Regions from separate parts of the Homo sapiens genome. Here region 1 is linked to region 2. Evidence: chromatin loops called from intact Hi-C (ENCODE). Cell type or tissue: PC-9. All regions are shown on one strand. Links, peaks and the distances in the headings refer to the core of each region. The heading gives the core; the rest is flanking DNA.

Region 1 (5,571 bases), core at 1,099-5,098, 53 kb before region 2:
TAGTTCCTCTTTTGGAAGCCAAGAAAAAGTTTATTTTGTTACTGTAGTGCTTTTTTGCAGAGATTAAAAAAAAAAAGTCCAACTACCAGATCTTCATCTGAAATAACTACCCACTTGAACATTTAATGATTCCTTTATTTTCCTTATGCCCTGAAAAGTTCAGTTAATTGTTGGTTTTGCTATTACAAAATTTGTTTGGTAGTAATAATTTGGAAGATAGAGAGTTATTTACCTGGTATGTTTCTGGTTAAGATACTTTGAACTACTTAAGTTTTCAGATCTGCAAGAACTATCTTTGATGAGATGACAACTTGGAGGAAGGGTTCAGTCAAGTGCAGTTGGGTAATTACTCTGGAGATAATCACATGGTTTTGTAGTTTCTCTTTTTAAATTCATTTTTTCCTGCTTGGTGCTGCAGTCTGAATGTTTATGTCCCCCCAAAATTCACATGTGAAAATCCTAATCCTCAGGGTATCAGGAGGTGGGTCCTTTCGGTGATTAGGGAATGAGGGTGGAGCCCTCATGAATAGAATTCATGTCCTTATAAAAGAAGCCCCAGGCCAGGCACAGTGGCTCATGCCTGTAATTTCAGCAGTTTGGGAGGCCAAGGCAGGGGGATCACTTTAGCTCAGGAGTTTGAGACCACCCTGGGCAACATGGCAAAACCCTGTCTCTACAAAAAATACAAAAAAAAAAAAATTGCCAGGAGTAGTGGTGTGTGCCTGTATTCCTAGCTAACTACTTGTGGGGCTGTGGTGGGAGGATTGCATGGGCCTGGGAGGTTGAGGCTGCAGTGAGCAATGTTCACAACACTGTGCTCCTGGCTGGGTGACAAAGTGAGACCCTGTCTCAAAAACATAATAATAAATAGGGGCCCCAGAGAGCTGCCTTGCCTGTTCCACCATGTGAGGACTCGGTGAGAAGGGGCTGTCTGTGAGGAACAGGCCCTCACCAGGCACAGAATCTGCCAGCACCTTGATCTGGAACTTCCCAGCCTCTAGAACTGTGAGGGAGATGTGTATTGTCCCTAAGACACTCAATATATGGTATTTTTGTTATAGCAGCCCAAACAGACTAAGACACTTGATCTTTATTTTCCTCTGCTACAAGTCTTTTGTTGTTAATAATAGTGTAAGGGGTTTTGTTTTGTTTTGTTTTAAGAAAAGGAGAAATGCAGTCCAAAGATATCCCTATATTTGTGATACCAGGAAGGACCATAACATCCCACATACACTTTCAATATAGTATTGAAATAACACAATGTAGTGACCTCCCTCATAAAACCAGTAAGCACTCAAGCATAATCTTGTGTGAGTGTCACAAAGTTCAATTCTTGATAGCTGTAGTCTTTACATGCGGGCAGCCCTCCCACTCTACTTCCACCTATACCGAGAACTTGAAAATAAAGTTGCCTCTGAGAATAAAACCCTAAAATCCAACCATATGACAGCCAAGGGAGTGTACCACATAGATCTCCTCCAAGACAGAATCTGCCAAAGGACTGTCATTAGTTGGCAGCCTCCATCTGCCACACTCTTGGGATCTGCTGCATCACACATGCCAAGCCATACTCTAGCCAGGCTGCCCAGCCAATGACTGAACAAGGCAGGGGTACCAGAGCCAGGTGGCTCCTCCACAACACAGGTCTCCTCTAGCAGGCCATCTTTGCTAGAGCTCCTCATTGCCCTGGCCAATATTTTACTCAGGGCTGCACTATGATCTGAAGCACTTCCAGCCCAAACCCCCTTCTTTCCCTAACTCCTCTCACAGGTGTCAGACCTGCATTGCAGTTCCAGGCTCCACCTACTCACGGTTCTTCTTCCCTTTGTCCTCCATAGACCTTTCCCCTGATACGTCTCTTGCACATTGATCTCTTGCAGAATCAAATTCTGTACTGGTGTCTGCTTTTCAGAAGACCCAAATCAACACAATACAAAATGAATGAGACTAATTGAAGAAATAACCTTAAAGAGCATTCTCAACAGTAAGGGCAAGAACCAGGTCTCTTCTAACCAACACTGTTATCTACAGTGCCTAGTGCAGCACTTGGCATAGAGTAGGCTCTTGATAACTTGTGGAAGAAAGGGAGGGAGGGAGGAGCAGAGAGAGGGAGGGAAAAGGAATGATTTTTGGATTAGCTGGGACTTAAAAATCTAAAGAAGTCTCAGTGAATGTTAAAAAAAAAAAAAGCCATAGCATTAGAAGGAAATATGTAGGGAGAAAAGGGTGGTCAGTCTGGAATTTAGAGAAAGGAGTTTCAAAGAGTGAAAATTTGCGTGTGTCTCCAGCATTGTCTGGGAGAGGCACAGATGCACACACAGATGCATACACACATTTATACATGTATCCATATCTAATATGCATAAAAGCTAATACGTGGGAAGTAATGTGTATGTGTACATTATACATATATTTATATGCCTGTTATTTTGCTCAGAATACCCAGTACATATAAACAACACCTAAATATACCTCCAAGGTAAAAGGAAAATGAAACAAACAAAAAATTCTCTAGATACTGCCAATGGAAACATTACCAATTGAGAAAACAGAGACAACTGCCAGCTCCAGGCAGAGACAGTGCTTCTGTTGCTCCAACTTCCTATTTGTACAATTAGTCCTACACAGCGGGCCAGGATACTCCTGTCATTAGCATCTGGCAAATATGTCCCTGTTAAGAAGCATCAATTCCAGTGTCTCTGAGAAAAAGCTCTAGTCTCGATGATGAGCTATAATCCTATCAAATTCAATCAAATGGGTAAGTCTCTTGCTGTTTTTAAAAATTAATAACCATTTAATACCCAAAATAAATATACTTTGATATTCAAGCATTTTGGCTTCACTTAGAATTTACTTAGAATGATGCTTTCCCATATAGATCTTTTGCAACTATCTTAGCAGGAAAAAAAATACATATTCAGGGTTCTACTTATTTCTTAGGAAAATAAAGCTTATGTTGGGTTTATTTTAAAAGCGTTTATAGGACTTAAAATGTTTTCAGAATTTGAGGACAAGACTCAAGGCACATACATTAAACTAGTTTTATTAATATAATGGTTTTAGGACTGTGTTCATAGCCATGATCATGTGTATACATGTGTATATATACAAACATGTAAATATACACAGGTGTATGTGTATATATGTAAATTTTGCAGTTAGTTCTCTGTTACACTCAGAACTTTAAAGAATCTATAAATTACACAGTCTCATAGTTCTAAAGACTTTGTTTGCATGTAACATTTATTTGGATAATGCCTGTTAGGTAGTTAGCTTACTTTTTCAGAAGTACAACCCTTAAGCAATCTTGTAACACACAACAAACCAGTTCAGTTGTTTAGTGAGTAATGAATGTAAACCTTTTCCTTGAGGAACAAATAAACAGCAATTTGAATTGAGGTAGATTGTTATCTCTGCCTATGATTAGAATGGTATTCTCCAAATGGCACTTTAGAAGACCAATGAGTAAACAGGAAGTTATTTGTGAATGGAGCTAAGATAGAAAAAGATCCACTATCATTCCTCTCATTCTAAGCCAGTGTCTTATTACGGTAATGTTGACACTAAAATCATTATTATTGATTGTTTTAATTGGTGGCTTTTCCAAAAGCAAAGACCCAGAAGAACTTAGAACTAAAATAAACTCTTCAAATCCCTGGATAATACTTTTATCATAGAAGAGACATTGGAAAGAAAGGGGACTAAAGTGGCACTAGTACTGTCTTTGGGTGGCAAAGTTAAGGGTCATTTTCTTTTTTCTCTTTTTTAAATAGTTTCCAGATTTTATATAAGGAGCAGGTATTTCCTTTATACTTAAGGAAATTTTTACTTGAAAACAAAAAGAAGAGATGGTTTAATGATGACGGAAGACCATAGAGCAAAACTGGAGAGAGCGTCAGTTTCATTTCTTGGCGTGGGTTAGGGTTCAGGCGCTGATGCCAAGCTCTTGCCCCAAGCTTTGAGAATCAGTGAGTGAGGAGAGCACAGGGACCCCAAGGCAGTCTGGGATAAAAGGGATCTGGGCTGATATCCTCTGGTGTTTTTGATATTTCTTGCTCCAGACTCCTGGCCCCTTGTTAGGCAGCCACTCTTGGTGGCATTCTCCTCATTTTTAACATCCCAGCACTTCCCCGATGGCCCTATTTCATTGCCTGCCTTGCAGACAACTACCATCTTAGCATGACTCATGGTTATGAGTAACATTGAGTCCTGGTGAGAAAGCCAGATGAATTAGCTACAAAAGCATCCAACTGGCTAAAGGAGTCAATCTGTTGGATGAGGTTCTTTAAATATGATGAGCTGGGCATGGTGGCTCACGCCTGTAATCCCAGCGCTTTGGGAGGCCGAGGCGAGTGGATCACAAGGTCAGGAGATCAAGACCATCCTGGCTAACACGGTGAAACCCCGTCTCTACTAAAAATTCAAAAAATTAGCTGGGCGTGGTGGCAGGCACCTGTAGTCCCAGCTACTCAGGAGGCTGAGGCAGGAGAATAGTGTGAACCCGGGAGGTGGAACTTGCAGCGAGCCGAGATCGCGCCACTGCACTCCAGCCTGGGCGACAGAGAGACACTCGGTCTCAAAAAAAAAAAAAAAAAAAAAAAAAAAAAAAAGATGATTACACCTAACAAACAAAAAGATATCTATTACCTGCAGTTGATACAAATCACTTTTATAGGCAAAGGTTCATCCCCAAAAGTCAACATAATAAAACAATTCCAAGAAGTTTTGGTTTGATTTGGTATCTTTGTTAGTAGTACTTCTTCTTTTTTTTTTTTTTTTTTGATACGGAGTCTCAAGCTGGAGTGGCCCAAGCTGGAGTGCAGTGGCGCGATCTCGGCTCACTGCAACTCCGCCTCCCTGGTTCACGCCATTCTCTTGCCTCAGCCTCCCGAGTAGCTGGGACTACAGGCGCCCGCCATCATGCCCGGCTAGTTTTTTGTATCTTTTAGTAGAGATGGGGTTTCATCGTGTTAGCCAGGATGGTCTCGATTTCCTGACCTCGTGATCCACCCGCCTCGGCCTCCCAAAGTGCTGAGATTACAGGCTTGAGCCACCGCGCCCGGCCTGTTGTTAGTAGTGCTTTTACTCCATGGTCCTCATTACCATCAATGGCCCACACGTTGTTTTTTTTTTTGTTGTTTTTTTTTTTACTGTCAAGGAGATAGATAGATAGATAGATAGATATGGTCTTTCCTTCCTTCCTTCCTTTCTCTTTCTTTCTTTCCCTTTCTTTCCTTTCTTTCCTTTCTTTCTTTCCTTTCTTCTTTCCTTTCTTTCTTTCCTTTCTTTCTTTCAGACGGAGTTTCACTCTTGTTGCCCAGGCTGGAGTGCAATGGCACGATCTTGTCTCACCGCAACCTCTGCCTCCCAGGTTCAAGTGATTCTCCTGCCTCAGCCTCCCGAGTAGCTGGGATTACAGGCACGCACCGCCATGCCCGGCTAATTTTGTATTTTAGTAGACACGGAGTTTCTCCGTGTTCGGTCAGGCTGGTCTCGAACTCCTGACCTGCTGGCCTCGGCCTCCCAAAGTGCTGGATTACAGGCGTGAGCCACCGTGCCCGGCCAAGGTAA
Region 2 (5,571 bases), core at 537-4,536:
GATGGGAGATGGCAGAAAAAAAGAGTCAGTGAACTTAAATAGAAATTACTCAATCTGAAGAAAAAGGAGGAAAAAGATTGAAGAAAAAGAGCTCGAGAAACCAGTGAGACAATATCAAGTGGTCTAACATCTGTAATTTTTGTCCCAGAAAGTGATAATAAAGTGAAAAAATATTTAAAGATATTATGACTTGACTCTGCTCAAATACAGTGAAAAATATCAACTCACAGAGTCAAGAGGGGCTGAGCGTAGTGGCTCATGCCTGTAATCCCAGCACTTTGGGAGGCCAAGGCAGGCAGATCACCTGAGATCAGGAGTTCAAGACCAGCCTGGCCAACATGGTGACACCCCGTCTCTGCTAAAAATACAAAAAAATTAGCCAGGCATGGTGGTGCACTCATGTAATCCCAGCTACTCGGGAGGCCGAGGCAGGAGAATCGCTTGAACCTGCAGGCAGAGGTTGCAGGGAGCCGAGATTGCGCCACTGCCCTCCAACCTGGGCAACAGAGCGAGATTCCATCTAAAAAATAAATAATGAAAATAAGAAAAATAGAGTCAAGAGGGTCAACAAACTCCACAGGACAAATAAAAATGAAGCACCCCCATGCACATTATAATTAAATTACAGAAATTTAAAGACAGAGAAAATCTTGAAATCAATCAGATGAAACTAAATTCCATACAGAAGAAGAGTGATAAGAATGATGGCTTCCATTTCCTCAGAAACACTGGAAGCCAGAAGGCAGTGTCATAGTATTTTTTTTGAGACTGAGTTTCACTCTTGTTGACCAGGCTGGAGTGCAGTGGTGCTATCTCGGCCCACTGCAACCTCCACCTCCCAGGTTCAAGCGATTTTTGTGCCTCAACCTCTCAAGCAGCTGGGATTACAGGCATGCGCCACCATGCCTGGCTAATTTTTCTATTTTTAGTAGAGACGGTGTTTCACCATGTTGGCCAGGCTGGTTTCGAACTCCTGACCTCAGGTTGATCTGCCCACCTCGGCCTCCCAAAGTGTTAGGATTACAGGTGTGAGCCACCGCCCCTGGCCTGTCACAGTATTTTTAAAGCGCTGGAATAAAACTGTCAACCTCTATTCTATAGCCAGCCTTCAAGAATGTAAGTAAAATGAAGACATTTTCAGATAAACACTAAAAATCTCTGAAAGGCATTTTTATACTTACACTGGTAGAAATATTGAAGAGAATTCCTCAGGTTGAGGTAAATGACCTTGTAAAATGAAAGTAACAGAAGGAATGAAGGTCATTGGAAATAGTAAATATAAAAGGGTATATGTTATTTTCTTTTCTTCTCTTAATTTCTTTACATGTATCTGTTCAAAACAAAAAAACCTTAGCACTGTGTTGTGGAATATATAGTGTATGATGTAATATGTTTGACAACCAAAGGATGGACACATAAATGTAATTACACTGTTGCACATACATATACAACACGTGAAGTACAATATTAACTCTAAGTAAATTTTGATAACTTAAACATGCATATTATAATCCCTAGAGAACCCATTAAAAATGCAGGAGTTATCACTAAAAGCCAAAAGATTAAAATAGAATACTAAAATTATCCAACTAACCCAAAGAAGGCTATAAGGAAAAACAGATGGAATAAAAGAAAGGTAAAGCAAATAGAAAAAAGTAGTAAATGGCACATTAAATCCAAGAAGATCAATAAATATATTAAATGTAAATTATTAAATACTCTGATTAGAAGACAGTTATTGTTAGAATGGATTGAAAAGCCAGACCCAACTATATGTTGTCTACAAGAAAGCACTTGAAATACAAAGACCAAGTTGGTTGAAAGTAAAAGGAAAAATACAAAACTTCATTAAAATTAAAACTAATACTTATAAAAAGACATGGTTACAAATACAAATAGCCTACAGAAGGGGAGAAAATATTCACAAAAATGTCTGGTGAAGAACTTGTATTCAGAATATACAAAGAACTCATACAACTCAACGATAAAAAGGTAAAGATTCCAGTAAGTATAAAAATTGGCAAAACACTTGGACACTTCACAGAGGAAAATATGAATGGCCAATAAGTGCATGAAAAACTACTCAGTATCTCTCATTAGTCATCAGGGAAATGCAAATTAAAATTACAGTGAGATGCCATTACTTACCCACCATGTTGGCTAGAAAAACTGACACCACCAAGTGGTAGCAAAGATGTAAAGCAACCGAAGTGTTCATACTCGAGAGAGGTGTAAAACCACTTGGAGAAAAGTTCCAGTAGTTTTTTATGAAGTTAAATATTTACATCGACTCTTGGCCCAGCAGTTGCAGTCCTGGGTATTTATATAAGAGAAATGAAGATACATGTACAAACAAATGTGTACAAAACTGTTCATAGCAGCTTCATTCACAATAGTCCAGACTAGAAACCACCCATCAGCAGGAGAATGGGTAAACAAATTTATATGGAGCTCTAAAATTAAACTCATCTAATGGGAAGTTTTTCAGAAAAGTAGTGTAGAGAACTGGCAGGATGGGAAGAGATGCACAAATTTAGTGGGAAATGGATTCTATATCATCATAGGAGTGTGGTTTACACAGGTATATCCATTTTTCAGATTTGTACAGCTAAGATTTGTGCATTTCAGAGTATGTGAATTTCTCTCCCCAAAACCTGTAAAATAATAATAATAAAAACAATGAAGCAGGTCGTGGGGATTGGGTGGCAATATAGATAGAATAATAGAATGATGACTATTATTGTAACTGGGTAATGGATATGTAGGAGGTCATTATATTATTCTACTTACTTTGTATATACTTGAAATTTTTCATTAAATGGAGATTTAGAAATTATTCCAACCTCCATTTTTATAATACATTATCTTAAATTTAGAAGTTTGATTTAAGAATGGTTGGATATATTCTGTGTCAAAGAAATATTCCATTGAAGTATAATTATTTTAGTTTCAGTTCAGTTTTTATTTGTTATTTACATTCAAGTAAAATTAAATTTAGAACTTCGTATTAAAATAATTCTTACATTATTTCTGCCAACCTACAGGTACATATGCAACTTATGAGTACAGATGCCTGAAATGATATTTGTCACCTATTAATTTTGATGAGTTTTTGGTGGCTAAAACTGGGGATTTGGGGGTATATTTTTGCTTCCTTCCTTGTGCCTTTCTGTATTGCTGAAAATTTGTAAATATTATTTTTACAAACAAAATTTATTCTTAAAACATATATATATTATATACATATTATATATATATCATGGGAAGTTTTCTAGTAATGAGAGCTGTCTATATCAACTAATTCAAATTTTGTCCCTGGGTGTTTACTAAATACCAATGCCTTGAGGAGCCTTAACATCTCTATGATTTTTTGAGCCTGCAAGCTTTCTGAGTGAGTGCATATTCAAATGTTTTGTCTTCCTTGTCTAAGGAAAAAAAAAGAAAAGAGGCCCTGAGTCCACTTCTCCCCTCTCTCGTGTTGCTATGCTATGTCAGGTAACAAAGATCATTCATTGTGTGTGTTGGGGGGTTATGTATGTAACCATATGTTTAAGAGAAAATGTAAGCGCTTCTGCTGTTGCCTTTATTTACTGTACTCTCACCAAAGATCCCACATTCCTAATCTCCACATGGTTGTATTGCTGTAACCTACATAAACTTGTGGGCTTTTTTCCTTGTTTAATACTTGAAGGGGATCAGTATTGTGGAGGACTCCTTGACAGACCTTCCGGCTCTTTTAAAACCCCCAACTGGCCAGACCGGGATTACCCTGCAGGAGTCACTTGTGTGTGGCACATTGTAGCCCCAAAGAATCAGGTGAGATTCCCTGGAAGTGTGAAGAAAGCATGCATGTGTGAATTGCCCAGTGTGGGGGGCCCACCAACTCTCAAGAGCCTCCTGTTGTGGGGGCTATTCGAGAGCTAAGGGATACAAGAAGAGGAAGGTTCCTGGACACAGGTATTTCTTCATGCGAAGACCCCAGATATTTTTTTTTTTTTTTGAGACAGAGTTTCGCTCTTGTCGCCCTGTCTGGAGTGCAATGGTGCGATCTCAGCTCACCGCAACCTCCACCTCCTGGGTTCAAGCGATTCTCCTGCCTCAGCCTCACGAGTAGCTGAGATTACAGGCACGCGCCACCACGCCCGGCTAATTTTGTATTTTTTTAGTAGAGACAGAGTTTCTCCATGTTGGTCAGGCTGGTCTCAAACTCCCGGCCTCAGGAGATCCGTCTGCCTTAGCCTCCCAAAATGCTGGGATTACAGATGTGAGCCACCGTGCCCGGCCTAGCCTTTGCATTTTTTTGAGTTGCAAATTCATGGATTTAATTTCCTGCTATATAATGACAATTTTCAAAACAGTTTTAAAAATACAAATGGTAAGCAGATCTCACATAGGATTGTTTAACCCTGCAGTGGATGTTATAAGCAGCAGCGACTAACTGTGGGAGGATAAAAATCCCCAGGTCCATGGACATTTCAGGTTACCATTTGCTCCCATCACAAACCCATCATGTCCTGATAATAGTTATTCTAGTGACTAAATAAAAAAGTGTGGATGCTTTGCCTCAACAAAGCCAACAAAAGCAAGCCACATTATCTCTTCAAAGAACAAGCTGGTCTGCTTTAGGGTGTTTTTGGTTGTCATTTAAAATAAAATATGTGCAGGTTCCCCACAAAAAGCTTCATTCATTGTTCTGAAATAATCAACAGAGAAGGTCGACTTTTCCAGTATTTATTAATTTGTGGTTACATATACAACTTTTTACCCTTTCTGGGAACCAGTTTCACATATTAATTGCAGGAAAGAACTTAGCATAGAAACACATGAAATCTACTTTGTGGACCTTTAAAGATAACTTTATAAAAATTATTACTATTAGAAACACTATAGACTTTAACCCAAACACTATGAGGTAAACATTATGATACTGTTTTTAAAAAAACTTTTCTAAATTAACCTTTCATATAGCTTGAACAGATACCATTTGTCATGTATTTCTTTTTTTATAGAAAATTATTTAAGCTAATATACCATGCAAGTTAGTGATTTGAACATATACACATATATACAGACATAAACAGTGATCATAATTCCAAAACTTGGTTTTATTTTTAAGAAGAAATATATGGCCATTTATTTAATAATGGAAGATTTTATAAGTCTGTTGAATGTTTTATAAAGTAATTTTAAAAATTGTGTTTCTGAAACATTTAAACCATTATGTAATTCTTGAAATTATATTGATCATTTTCTCTGTGACATTTGTAAATATATTTGACCAAATAATTCCAACTTAATTATACTTGCAGATTACAGTTAAGCATCTCTTTTCCATTGTTCTTCCCTTTGATCATTTAAATGTTAAGTTTGATTTTTATTTGATTTTAATGTGATTTTTGGCTTCTGTCAATTGAGTTCTTAATCACTGTGTTTGAAATCACTGGCAGTTTCTCAAAGGAGAAAAATATAATGGGAAAATTAAGTCCTAAATAGTTTCTATGCAAGGGAATTATTGTATTGAAGGAATTTCATTGGAATTTTCTTCTATTAAAGAATTACCTTACCATCATT

What was found. Hi-C counts contacts between places; a loop is a spot of excess contacts. Peaks named below come from ENCODE experiments on the same cell type or tissue, not always from the same donor. Only the 100,000 strongest peaks of a DNase experiment are listed, where the experiment ranks them.
Region 1: a loop joins it to region 2, with 2.4 times the contacts of the local background. A loop is called at or near these places in 7 of 110 quality-filtered maps.

What each region holds. Positions count from the first base shown.
Region 1 is chr3:142,895,012-142,900,582 of GRCh38, reverse strand. No RefSeq gene overlaps it. Among named protein-coding and RNA genes, the nearest start is that of PCOLCE2, 8.7 kb to the right of the region's middle. In PC-9, for the core only: no CTCF peak of the experiment used is centred there; DNase peaks (open chromatin) are centred at 3,382 and 4,182; H3K27ac peaks cover 1,105 bases.
Region 2 is chr3:142,841,169-142,846,739 of GRCh38, reverse strand. PCOLCE2 (procollagen C-endopeptidase enhancer 2) reads left to right here. Exons shown (of 9, transcript NM_013363.4): 4 at 3,692-3,816. Among named protein-coding and RNA genes, the nearest start is that of PCOLCE2, 45 kb to the left of the region's middle. In PC-9, for the core only: CTCF peaks have their summits at 1,968 and 2,168; no DNase peak of the experiment used is centred there.